Regions from separate parts of the Homo sapiens genome. Here region 1 is linked to region 2. Evidence: chromatin contacts called from ENCODE Hi-C data. All regions are on one chromosome and are shown on one strand. Each heading gives the region's core, a stretch centred on a gene start or an enhancer-like site at or near the end of the contact. The rest is flanking DNA. Distances are from core to core; before and after follow the strand shown.

Region 1 (5,356 bases), core at 1,901-4,400, 2.0 Mb before region 2:
TAAATGTCCTTCAACTGGCGAATGGATAAACAAAATGTAGTACATTCATTCAAATGGAGTCTATTTGGCAATAAAAAGAAATAACTACTGACTGGTACAACGTAGATGAACCTAAAAAATATTCTGAGTGAAAGAACCCAGATGCAAAAGACTACTTATTGTATGAAACCATTTATATGAAATTGTCAGAAAGCAGATAGCAGATTGCCTAGGGCTTGGAAGGAGGGTTGACTGCAAATGCGCATAATGAATTTTTTGGGGGTGATGGAAATGTTTTAAACGTGGATTGTGGTGATGATTGCACAATTCTAGTCACTGCTTATTGTAGACATTTAGGAACTGAAAGCGACAGACATTCTATCTCAACCCAAGCTTCCATGATTACCATAGCATGGGGGAGGGAGATGTGTCTCTGCTTCTTAAAGATTCTCCTGAGAAGTGATACATGTCACCCATTTTATTGGTCAAAGCAATTAACTTCAGGGGTGCAAGAAAGTGCAAATTTTTTTTTCTTTTTTCTTCGAGACAGAGTCTCCCTCTGTCGCCTAGGCTGGAGTGCAGCGGTGCAATCTTGGCTCACTGCAATCTCGGCCTCCTGGGTTCAAGTGATTCTCTGCCTCAGCCTCCCAAATAGCTGGGATTACAGGCATGCACCACCACGCCCGGCTAATTTTTGTATTTTTAGTAGAGACAGAGTTTTGCCATGTTGGCCACGCTAGTCTGGAATTCCTGGCCTAAAGTGATCTGCCCCCCTCAGCCTCCCAAAGTGCTGGGATTACAGGCGTGGCCACCGCGCCCGGCCAGAGTGCAATTTTACTATGTGTCTGGAAGAGAGGGGAACCAGAATACTTATGAACCACCCTAAGGATGATCACAGAAATACATACAACAATAAAGGGTACAGTTTACTCTGATCAGAGTTCACTCTATATTTCCGAGGAACCACAACTACAGCAGGTTTTTTTTTTTTTTTTTTTTTTTTTTGAGGCAGTCTCACTGTGGCTCAAGTAAGCCTACCACCTCAGCCTCCTGAATAGCTGGGACTACAGGCAGGGGCCCAGCTAATTTTTAAATTTTTTGTAGAGACAGGGTCTCACTATGTGGCTCAGACTGCATACTGGTCTGGAACTCCCCAGCTCAAGTGATCCTTCTACCTTGGCCTTTCAAAGTACTGGGATTACAGGAGTGAGTTGCTGGTGGCTGGCTGACAGGTATTCTTTATACTTGACTGTGACTCCCTGAGTGTCCTTAAATCTCTGAACACTTGGTTTGCTTACACCTTTGTACTCACACGTTTGCACAGAAAAATAACACTTTTTTTTGATAGAGGCATAATTTACTTCTCTAATGTATAAGGGATTAGAATACTTTTGTGTAGCCAAAGAGCCTAAATTATTAGAGTTTCTGAGGTGGAAATGAATGCGTCTGAAGTATTGAATCACTGAAGATTTTGAAGTTGAGGCTTGGTGACCACTTTACAGAAATGTTGAGGAAAACTTAGACCAAACGTTCTCCAAAACAGATGTTCTCTGATTAGGCTTAGCTGCACAGCAAATATATCTGTTTGTGCAATATCTTTATTAATTTTTGTACTGCATCTACTTTTTAATATTTTATTTATTTATTTACCTTAATGCCACGTTCCTGAATGGGAATGCATCTACTTTTTTTTTTTTTTTTTTGAGATGGAGTTTTTGCTCTTGTTGCCTAGGCTGGAGTGCAATGGCACGATCTTGGCTCACCACAACCTCTGCCTCCTGGGTTCAAGCGATTCTCCTGTCTCAGCCTCCCGAGTAGCTGGGATTACAGGCATGTGCCACCACACCTGGCTAATTTTTGTATTTTTAGTAGAGACGGGGTTTCTCCAAGTTGATCAGGTTGGTCTCGAATTCCCGACCTCAGGTGATCTGCCTGTCTCGGCCTCCCAAAGTGCTGGAATTACAGGTGTGAGCCACCGCGCCCGGCTGCATCTGCTTTTTTTAAGTCAAAATTTTCCTCAGCCAACGTATGAAGGTCACTTAAGACGAATTTATGAGAGACGATGATGAGAATTGAAATAAAGTGAAACCTGAAAGGTAGTAGGTAAGTAGATACAGTGAGGGTACAGTAAGAAGACAGACTTAAAAGATTAGGACTATTATTCAGGAGAAGCAGAGGAGTGGAAGGGTATGACCACAATATTTAAAGTATTGAATGGTATTGGATAAAACGAATATGCTTATTTGCCAAATTCTGAGATCACAGGCTGAGGGAACCCCTTTTGAAGTATGAGCCAAATGAGCTTAGACCACAAAAGGTACTTTTTCAGAGACAGAAAAAATATGGTGTTCACTATCCCTGTGGCATAATATGGGACAAAAATATAAAATGGCTTTAAAAATATTTTGACGAAATTATAAATAAAGATTCCACACGTGGCTACTAAGAGGAGCTGGGTTGTATCTAGGTGTAAGTTAAAGAGACAAGCATACAATCTCACAGCTTGTCAGTTGGGACCCCTGTAGGCAGCAGAATCTGGGCAGGCTAAGGGTCTGCACTAATAAACAATTCTGTTTTCTTAAACCATTTTGCAGGGGACTATTCTCAGATTTCATTACAACTAGGAAGGACTGCAAAGCGGGTAAACAGAAAACAACCTTTCATCGTTAGGAAAAAAATCGTCTGAAAGTCTTTCATAAAAGCAGCTCCTGATAAGGAGTTTGGGACTGGACAGTGAATCGCTGAATAAAATTTAATCTCGACATCCTGGGTCTTCTCCCCTCTGAAGGAAATTCTAACAGCAGGCCTTAGGATGAAAGTAGAGGAAACGTGCTTCAGTTAAGGTTTTCTCCAGGGAAAAGAAATCGGCCCAGCAAGATGCACAGAGCACCGTTACGACCACGCACACCGAAGGTCGCACACGACCCTTTTCCTGTATAACAGTGCCAGCCTGCCGACGATCAGGAGCGCAGCTTTCACTATTGTGTTAGCCCCGGCGGCGGAAGGACTGAGCCTCACTGCAACGTTAAAGAGTCCTTCTTTGTTCAGCCCCAGTCGGGGACGCAGGGCGCGGTGTTCCTCCGCGCTCGCCGCGCAGTCCCTGCCCCCCCGCGGCTTTGGAGAGCTGCCATTCGGCACCGGAGTCGCTCCGCGCTCCCAGAATGCACCGGCAGTCCGCGGGAAACCAAAATGGCGAGGGGCTGTATTGAAGTGGGCTGTGTTTGAGGCCGGTGTAAGAACGCTCATTCTACCCCCAACCCTTGTCTCCAAGGACCTCGGTTTGTGCGTGCATATGTGCCGGGTACCCGGTGGGGCGGGTGCCCAGTAAGTGCTCGGACTCGCAGGGGAAGCGCCCACGGGGACGGATTGGTTGTTTTTTCCTGTATGAAGCGGTTGGCACCACTGAAGTGACCGAATGAGGTGAGAGACCTTGGCCTGGGAACCGACTCTTCCGGAGGAGATGGGGGTTGGGGGAAGGAGGAAGAAAGGAAGCAAGTATAAAAGGGAAAGATGGAGGACCAAGGTGGGGGTGGGGGCTCCTGTATGTGGGTGCCTTTGCATTTATGTGTATATTGAAAAGAATGGATGAAGAGGAGTAGTCAGTTGAGTGTTGGGAGAAAATAGGGACTAAAGGAGCGAGGAGGTCGTTGGGGGAGTCTGTTGGAGGAACAAGATGAAACGTTGAGACGGGGAAGCTGTGTTTGGAGGGCAGGAAGGAACCTGGGGGCGGGAGACGGTTGGAGGGGCAGGATGAACCTGGTGACGAGGGGGTGGGGAGCCGAGAGGAGGAGCCGTTGGGAAATGGGGGCTGAGGGAAATGTGGGGAGCAGAGTGGAGGGCTGCCTGGGACCTTAGCAGTGCGCAAAGGGAAGTAGCAGCTTGGAATCGGAGGGTGGAATTGTATGGAATTGGAGTAAAGGGGGTCGAGTGTAAGTGCTGGTAAGGATAAGGGGAACACACTGAAGTGGAGGTTGGAAGCACAACCTGAAAGCTTAAAGGGAAGCGGTGGGAGGGAAAGTGAGATGGGGGAAAGCTAGGTAGCTTATATTTGGAGCTCACCAAAAATATGAGGCTTTTCTTGTGTTTAATTAAACCTAACTCATATAATCTACGTCTAGGATGTAGATTTGTATTGTATTCATTTTTACAACTGAGGTAATTACGGCTCAAGGAATTTTAACCAATTTGCCAAGATTTCTTAACATATTTCGGTAGTGCCAGAACTCTAACTCTGTGTTTTACAATCTGGTGTCCTTGGTTGCTAGAATTTTTCTTTGGAAGCAATTAGAGGGAACAGATGGATTTATCGGGGTAATCTGACTAACAGCAAGGGTTTGTGAACAATGGGAAAAGGCTTATGGAATGTTACTCTATTCTTTAAAACATTTAACTTTGGTTAAAGATAGAAACCATGTAACACTAACTTAAATGTGAAAACCTAGCTAGGCCTGTGTGTAATACATAGGAAGGCACCATGTGAGGTCAGTACAGAGCTAGAAATATGTAAATAGTACCTGATTTAATTTGACTTCAGAACCTCCGGTAGTAATAGTAGTTACTTTCTCCTTCAGATGGATTCCATGTGACCCTCCTGTATACCTAGCCTACAAGCTGGTTTCAATTTCCATGGTTTCATTCTCTCTTGGGAATTCCTTTTTTTTTTTTTTTTGTCAGTAAATTTCAAAGATAGTTGTATGTAGAAGTAGTTAATGTGGATAAAATGTAATTAAATTCACAATAACCTTTTTAAGATTTGAAAATGCTTTAAAGGGAGTTGTTTTGACTGATGGCTTTAAGTGCCCTATAGTTTAGTTATAACTTGAGAGGGAATACAAAATGACTTGTTTTTTCAGATTCCTAAATATAAAAATGTATTTGAATTCACATTTTAAAATTAGTTCACCTGCAGTTTTTTAAAGTGCTAAAAATGTTCTAAATATTTGAATTAAGAACACACCTGCTTCCTGATACTACATTTATAATGTTAGTGGGTATTAACGGAAATGTGTAACTATCAGGATGAAATGCATACACAGTTTTAGAACTAGTTGTACAGAAATCATCTTGTTAAGCCTTTTTTCTAGATGACACAATTATATTTAATAGTTCTTTAAATCATCCCCGTTGCCTCAAAGCTCTGTTAGGAAAGACATTCTGTGTATTTTACTGTGGGTCATTAACTCTTTGATTTCATGGATTATAAATATTCCTTTTTGTGGGATCTTTGAAGGATAATTTGCTTTAATCATTTTTCAGCATAATCTTTACATCTGACTTGAGGAAACTGACAGTATATTGTTAATCTATATTTTAACAGAGAAATTTGCCTCTGAGGAGTTGCCATGACCAACATCTGTAGCTTGATGGTTCTGAAAGT
Region 2 (5,832 bases), core at 2,408-4,907:
ACAAGAGTCTGTCTTAAAAACAAAAACCAAAACAAAACTTCAAAAGCTCCTTTTGCCACCAAGACTAATAACAGTAACCATTTATTAAATGCTTATGTAAAAAGAAAAGAAAATGTCAAGACCTTCCAAATTTATTATGCCAAGGGGAAAAGCTAAGCCCTGGAAACTGACTCATGTAACATGGCTTTTTCTCTTTGGTGTATGTCTGTTGCTTCCTGACCTTTGTGTTGAGATGTTATACATTAACCAGATTCCCTAGTCTTTATTCAAACCTAGACTAAATGACATTGGAGATAGAGGCCTTTGTGATTGTTACCTCCTTATACCAGAATGTTAAACAAATCCCTTAGTGTGTAATCAATAGTAGTGTTGGGACTTAGAAAATAATATCCCAAAATGAAGGCCTTAGAAGCAAAAATTTTTCTCTGGCCTTCTCCTGTCCTCTGTCTCTCAGTCCCATACTCCCCTGAGGCTTGCCATAGAAACTAGAATCTCTCTTCCCCAGGGCGGGTCACAGAAACCAAGAACTCCTTCTCCCAAAAGCTGGTCATAAAACCTAAAAATACTACTCTAATTTTACTCCACCTTTCTGTGTAAAAACTGGCCATAAAGAAATTATCCGAGCTGGGGAGCTGGGCGAGGTGGCTCACACCTTTAATCCCAGCGCTTTGGAAGGCAGGAGAATTGCTTGAGGCCAGGAGTTCAAGACCAGTCTGGCACACATAGCAAGACACCATCTCTATTTTTAAAATTAATTAATTAAATTAAAAAAATTATCTGATCTACCTTGTTTGACGGTAGGTCATAAGACCCCCATTCCAGAGAGGGCCCTACCCCACATCCAGAAGGAAAGGAATGCATGCTCAGAGAGACCAAGAAAAATCTAGACAGGCCTTGCTGGGCTTCCCTACTGTCTATTAGCATTAAATTATACCCTTTTGTCCAGTCATAATTCTACATGGCTGTCCATACTTTGCTGAACCTAAGCATAAAAACAGACCATTTCCCTTGTATCTCTGGGTCTTCATTCAGAACACTTTCATATATGCTTCATAAATTTGTATGCCTTTTCTCCTATTATTTCTGCCTCATCAGTGATTTTCAGTGAAACTTCAGAGGGCAAAAGGGAAGTTTCCCCTTGGCCCTTACAGTAGCCAACCAAATCTTGTATCTGTATGTTGGCCTTTGTATGGAAAATATTGTAATTTTGTTCAGCATCTCTGTTCTTGCGTATACAAACTACCTTCATTCTTCCCCACATGGGGAGCACTGATTACATTCTTTGGTATAGGTTTGCTCCCCAGACACCCAATCTCACGCTTTGTGCTTGAATAAACTCTTCTAACTGGATATTGAGCCCTTTGATTATTTTAGGTTGACACTATATGTCAAGCACTTTACTGAACACTTTATTTTTTAATTTAAGCTTTTGATTATATCATTTTATTTTATTTCATTTTGAGACAGGGTCTCACTCTGTCAACCAGGCTGGAGTGCAGTGGCACAATCTCAGCTCACTGCAACCTCCACCTCCCAGACTCAAGTGATCCTCCTACCTCAGCCTCCCAAATAGCTGGGACTATAGGTGCATGCCACCACATCCACCTAATTTATTTATTTATTTTAATGTAGAGACAGGGTTTCACTATGTTGCCCAGGCTGGTCTCCAACTCCTAAGCTCAAGCAATCCGCCTGTATCGGCCTCCCAAATTGCTGAGATTACAGGTGTGAACCATCACGCCCGGCCTAAACACTTTAAATATGATCCTATTTAATCTCTCCTGTCCTCTCTCAACCCATGTAGAAACAGAAGGTTCAGCGAGGTTAACTAATTGCCTGAGATCCCCAAGGTAGTAAGTGGCAGAAATGTGATTCATGTGTGGTGTTATGACAACCTAGAGGCCTGTGGTCTTAACCCCTACATGATATCAACAGTGGAGTAGCAGCAATTGCTTTATAAAGCAGGATTTTAGGCCAGGGGTGGCTCACGTCTGCAACCCCAGCACTTTGGGATGCTGAGGCAGGAGGATCACTTGAGGTCGGAAGTTCAAGACCAGCCTTGGTCAACATGGTGAAACACTGTCTGTACTAAAAATACAAAAATTAGCTGAGTGTGGTGGTGCGCCTGTAATCCCAGCTACTCGGGAGGCTGAGGCAGGAGAATGGCTTGAATTTGGGAGGTGGAGTTGCAGTGAGCTGAGACTGCGCCACTGCCCTCCAGCCTGGGCAACAGCGTGAGACTCTGTATAAAAAAGAAAAAAAGCAAGATTTTAAATACTCTTTACAATCTGGACTCAGTTTACCTCCCTACATTGAACTCTACACGATAGTGTTCTCTCAACTCTGGTCATTCCAAGTGTTATCACCTTCTTTTCACATCCTCCCAGCCCTCGAAACCCTGGCTGTCCCTCATCTGACTAATTCTGGGTCATCTTTCAAGTTTCAGTTTAGCATCATTTCTTCCAGGAAGCTGTCTGTTTTTTAAGACCTGATAAAGTAGTGCCCTTCCTGAAGACTGCCATAGCAATTTGTACTTCTTACACAATTATTACAAGATTATAGCATTTATCTCATTGTGGCAAATACTCATTTTGATTTATTTTCTGTTAGTTTTTTTGTATTCTCTATTTCATTTACTGCTGTATCTTTGCATCTCTCACAGGACTTAGCACGGAGTCAGCACTCCGTGGCAAGTAATGTTAGTCAGTTTTGTTATTTCCAGAGGTTAGTTTAGTGTTTGGTCTTTCTAACAGCTCAAAACAGATTAAGTGAATAAAGTAATGCGTTATACTTGAACATAAACTTAGTACATTTACTCATACTATACATGTTCTATCTGGATGCAATCTCCTGCCATACCCAAATGTTTACATTGTGTCTGTGTGTGTCTGTCTGTCCCTGTCAAATATGTGTATTTAAAATTGTAAGCACCTACAGAGTTGGTGGATTTAGATTGTATTACCTGACAGGTCAGTGTGTTGCTCACACTCTGCCACCGCGTGTGTATTGTTCTACAGCCCGTAGATCATTGTTTTTATCCTCTTGGACTTTGTATATTTATAAATGTGACAATTCATTTTGCCTCATTTGTCATGTAGCATTCGTGTTTCCTAAACTAAATACGCAATACCTAGATTAATAATGCACAACAGCCATACGGGGAAACTGCATGTTTGCATCAAAAGGCTTCTACGTTCTCTGTTCACTAATTGTTTGAAAAATATACGCTACAGAGAGTCTTAATTATAGACAAGTGTAAATTACTTGTCATAAAAAAAACCTCTGGGCCGCGTCAGCAAACCAGCCCCTACCCTGGCTGGACTGCCCGGTTCCGGCAAGGCAGAGAAACTACAAATCTCTGCATGCAACACTCCAAGAAGTGCTAAGGGTACCAGGGAAGAGCGTCGCGGTGCACTCTGGGGTTTGTAGTGACCAACCCAAGTCCGACAGTCGCCTCCTCGATACTTACCGGACCCAGCCACTACCAAGATACTGAGAGACTCCCGGGGCGTAACGTCCATGGAACGAAGCACTACCCATATTCGCAGGATTAGGAAAACCGCCACAGCTCCTGCGGCCGCAGCTAGAACGAGAACGCACACCATGCAGAGAAACGGCGCATGCGTCCAACTTCCGGGGACCAGCCGCTGTCAAAGTTCACAACTACGGGTGCCGAAGCGACTCAAACGCGGAGGACGCACGTCTTGGTGGGCTGGTCTTTCCTGAGCTGGGAGGAGTGGAGGCGACGGAGAAGCTGAGGTCCCAGTCACAATCCATTTTACCTCATTTATCATGTAGTATTCGTGTTTCCTAAACTAAATACGCAATACCTAGATTAATAATGCACAACAGCCATACAGGGAAACTGCATATTAGCGTTAAAAGGTTTCTACGTTCTGTACGTTCACGTTTGTCAGCGGAACCCCTGCTTCTGCGCGGATTGTGCGCAGCTGCAGCCAAGCGTAAGCTGAAAATTGTAAAGTTAAGCGCTGGGGAAGCTTGATTTACGCCCACGACGAGGTCAGGCAGTCTCTGCGCCCTAAAGGTCCCGAAACTCCCCAGTTAGGAGGTGTTCTGGCTCTGTCAACTTCGTGAATGCCACCTGAAGCTAAGGGAATACATCCTTTCTTTCTTTCTTTTTTTTTTTTTAATGCCAAGAGAAATGTTTCTGTTGCACACAGACATTACTGAAAGTGTTCGCCAGTAAGGACCCTAGGCTTAAACATCGAATTTAGGGCCCTCATCCAAACCCCCTGTCTCCCAACATGTATGTTTTTAACTTTTCTCGAGGTTTTCACAGCTCTCAGTGTGACCAGAGTAGTTGAGGGTGACCACCTAAAGGTAAGCCACACTCCTAAGAGGATTGCAAAGCTCAGTGGCTCTAGGTAGCAGGATAGACAAGGCACAGTCCTACAATTAATATTCAGTTAATTTTATCACAAAGCATTTCCAGTGTGTTTCTCATGTCCTCAGCCAAAATGATGATCTGCCAACACCCCCTTCAATCTCAATTTTGCTTATGTCTAATTAATTAATTGTTAATAAATTAATTATGTCTAATTAATCCACATTACGACAACATAAAATACTAAGATCAGGAGCCCCTTCACCCCAAATATAATTTGCCTTCGGTCCACCATAGACCTACCTGTAGGTTATATTGAACAGGTATACAGATGAGTAAAAAGGTTCAGAAAGGTGCAACTGCTTGCCCAAGTGGAATAGCGTCAGATCTAGAATCAGAAACCAGAAATCTGAGTCCTGCTGGACAGGAGTACTGCATCCTGTATTCCTTTGCTAAATTCAAACTTGCCTGATCACCACACTTACCTGGAGCCTAGAATGTGTTATTAAAGGTGCAGACTCCCAGGGTCCATTAGGAAACACTGAATCAGAATTTCCGGGGATCGGGCACCTGGGATTAGCTTATGTAACCAGCGTGTCCATTCCTATCAGCAAGCAAGTTTGGGAGACTTTGTGAGTAGAGTCCGTGGACCTTACAACACTTTCCAAATTGTCTTCCATCAAATCTTCTTTCTTTTCTTTTCTTTTCTTTTTTTTTTTTTTTGAGACAGAGTCTCACTCTGTCGCTTGGCTGGAGTGCAGTGGCACAATCTTGGCTCACTGCAACCCCCACCTCCCAGGTTCAAGCGATTCTCCTGCCTCAGCCTCCCAAGTAGCTGGGACTACAGGCATGCACCACCATGCCTGGCTATTTTTTTTTTTTTTTTTTTTAGTAGAGACAGAGTTTCACCATGTTGGCCAGGCTGGTCTCGAACTCCTAACCTCAGGTGATCTGCCCGCCTCTACCTCCCAAAGTGCTGGGATTACAGGCATGAGCCACTGCGCCCGGCTCCATCAAATCTTCTTAACTATACATTCTCGCAGTAAGACCTTAAAGTGGATATTAGTTCCCTTTTTACAGACAAAGAAGTAGATTCCATAAAAGTTAAATAATTTGCCTAAGTCTACTTAGCTAGTAAGGGTGGAGAAAGTTCATAGTTGTGGACTTAGAAGTCAGTGTCTCTCAAATTTTAATGGAATCAGAATTCTCTGGGCTTACAAATGCGTAGTTGGAAGTCCAGAGGTAGGGTCTTTGGTGTAGTAAGAAAAACAGCTCAAGGATAATACAAGGAGTATCATTTACTTGTATATGCCCACTCTGCCATTCCTAATAATGTCTTCAACCTGAAACAGTCTTACCTGATACTTAAGACACTAGTGGTCCCAGAATGGGATGTGTGGATGGTTACATCCAACAGGGCAATCTCCATAGCCAAAAAAGAGGTTATCTTGTCGGGTCTTTTTTGCCCCTCCCCCCCAGTCTTGCTC

The links. Hi-C counts contacts between places; a loop is a spot of excess contacts on that map. Pooled maps may share reads with other maps.
Region 1: a loop to region 2 is called in a pooled map, with 9 times the contacts of the local background. The contact joins the promoter of MTF2 here to the promoter of ALG14 in region 2. A Hi-C loop is called at or near these places in 8 of 50 pooled maps.

Annotation. Positions count from the first base shown.
Region 1 is chr1:93,076,133-93,081,488 of GRCh38, forward strand. It overlaps MTF2 (metal response element binding transcription factor 2), which reads left to right and starts at 3,151. Exons shown (of 15, transcript NM_007358.4): 1 at 3,151-3,399. The coding sequence starts at 3,395. RefSeq lists enhancers at 2,714-2,963, 2,900-3,194.
Region 2 is chr1:95,069,294-95,075,125 of GRCh38, forward strand. It overlaps ALG14 (ALG14 UDP-N-acetylglucosaminyltransferase subunit), which reads right to left and starts at 3,658. Exons shown (of 4, transcript NM_144988.4): 1 at 3,470-3,658. The coding sequence starts at 3,605. RefSeq lists enhancers at 3,100-3,179, 3,420-3,779.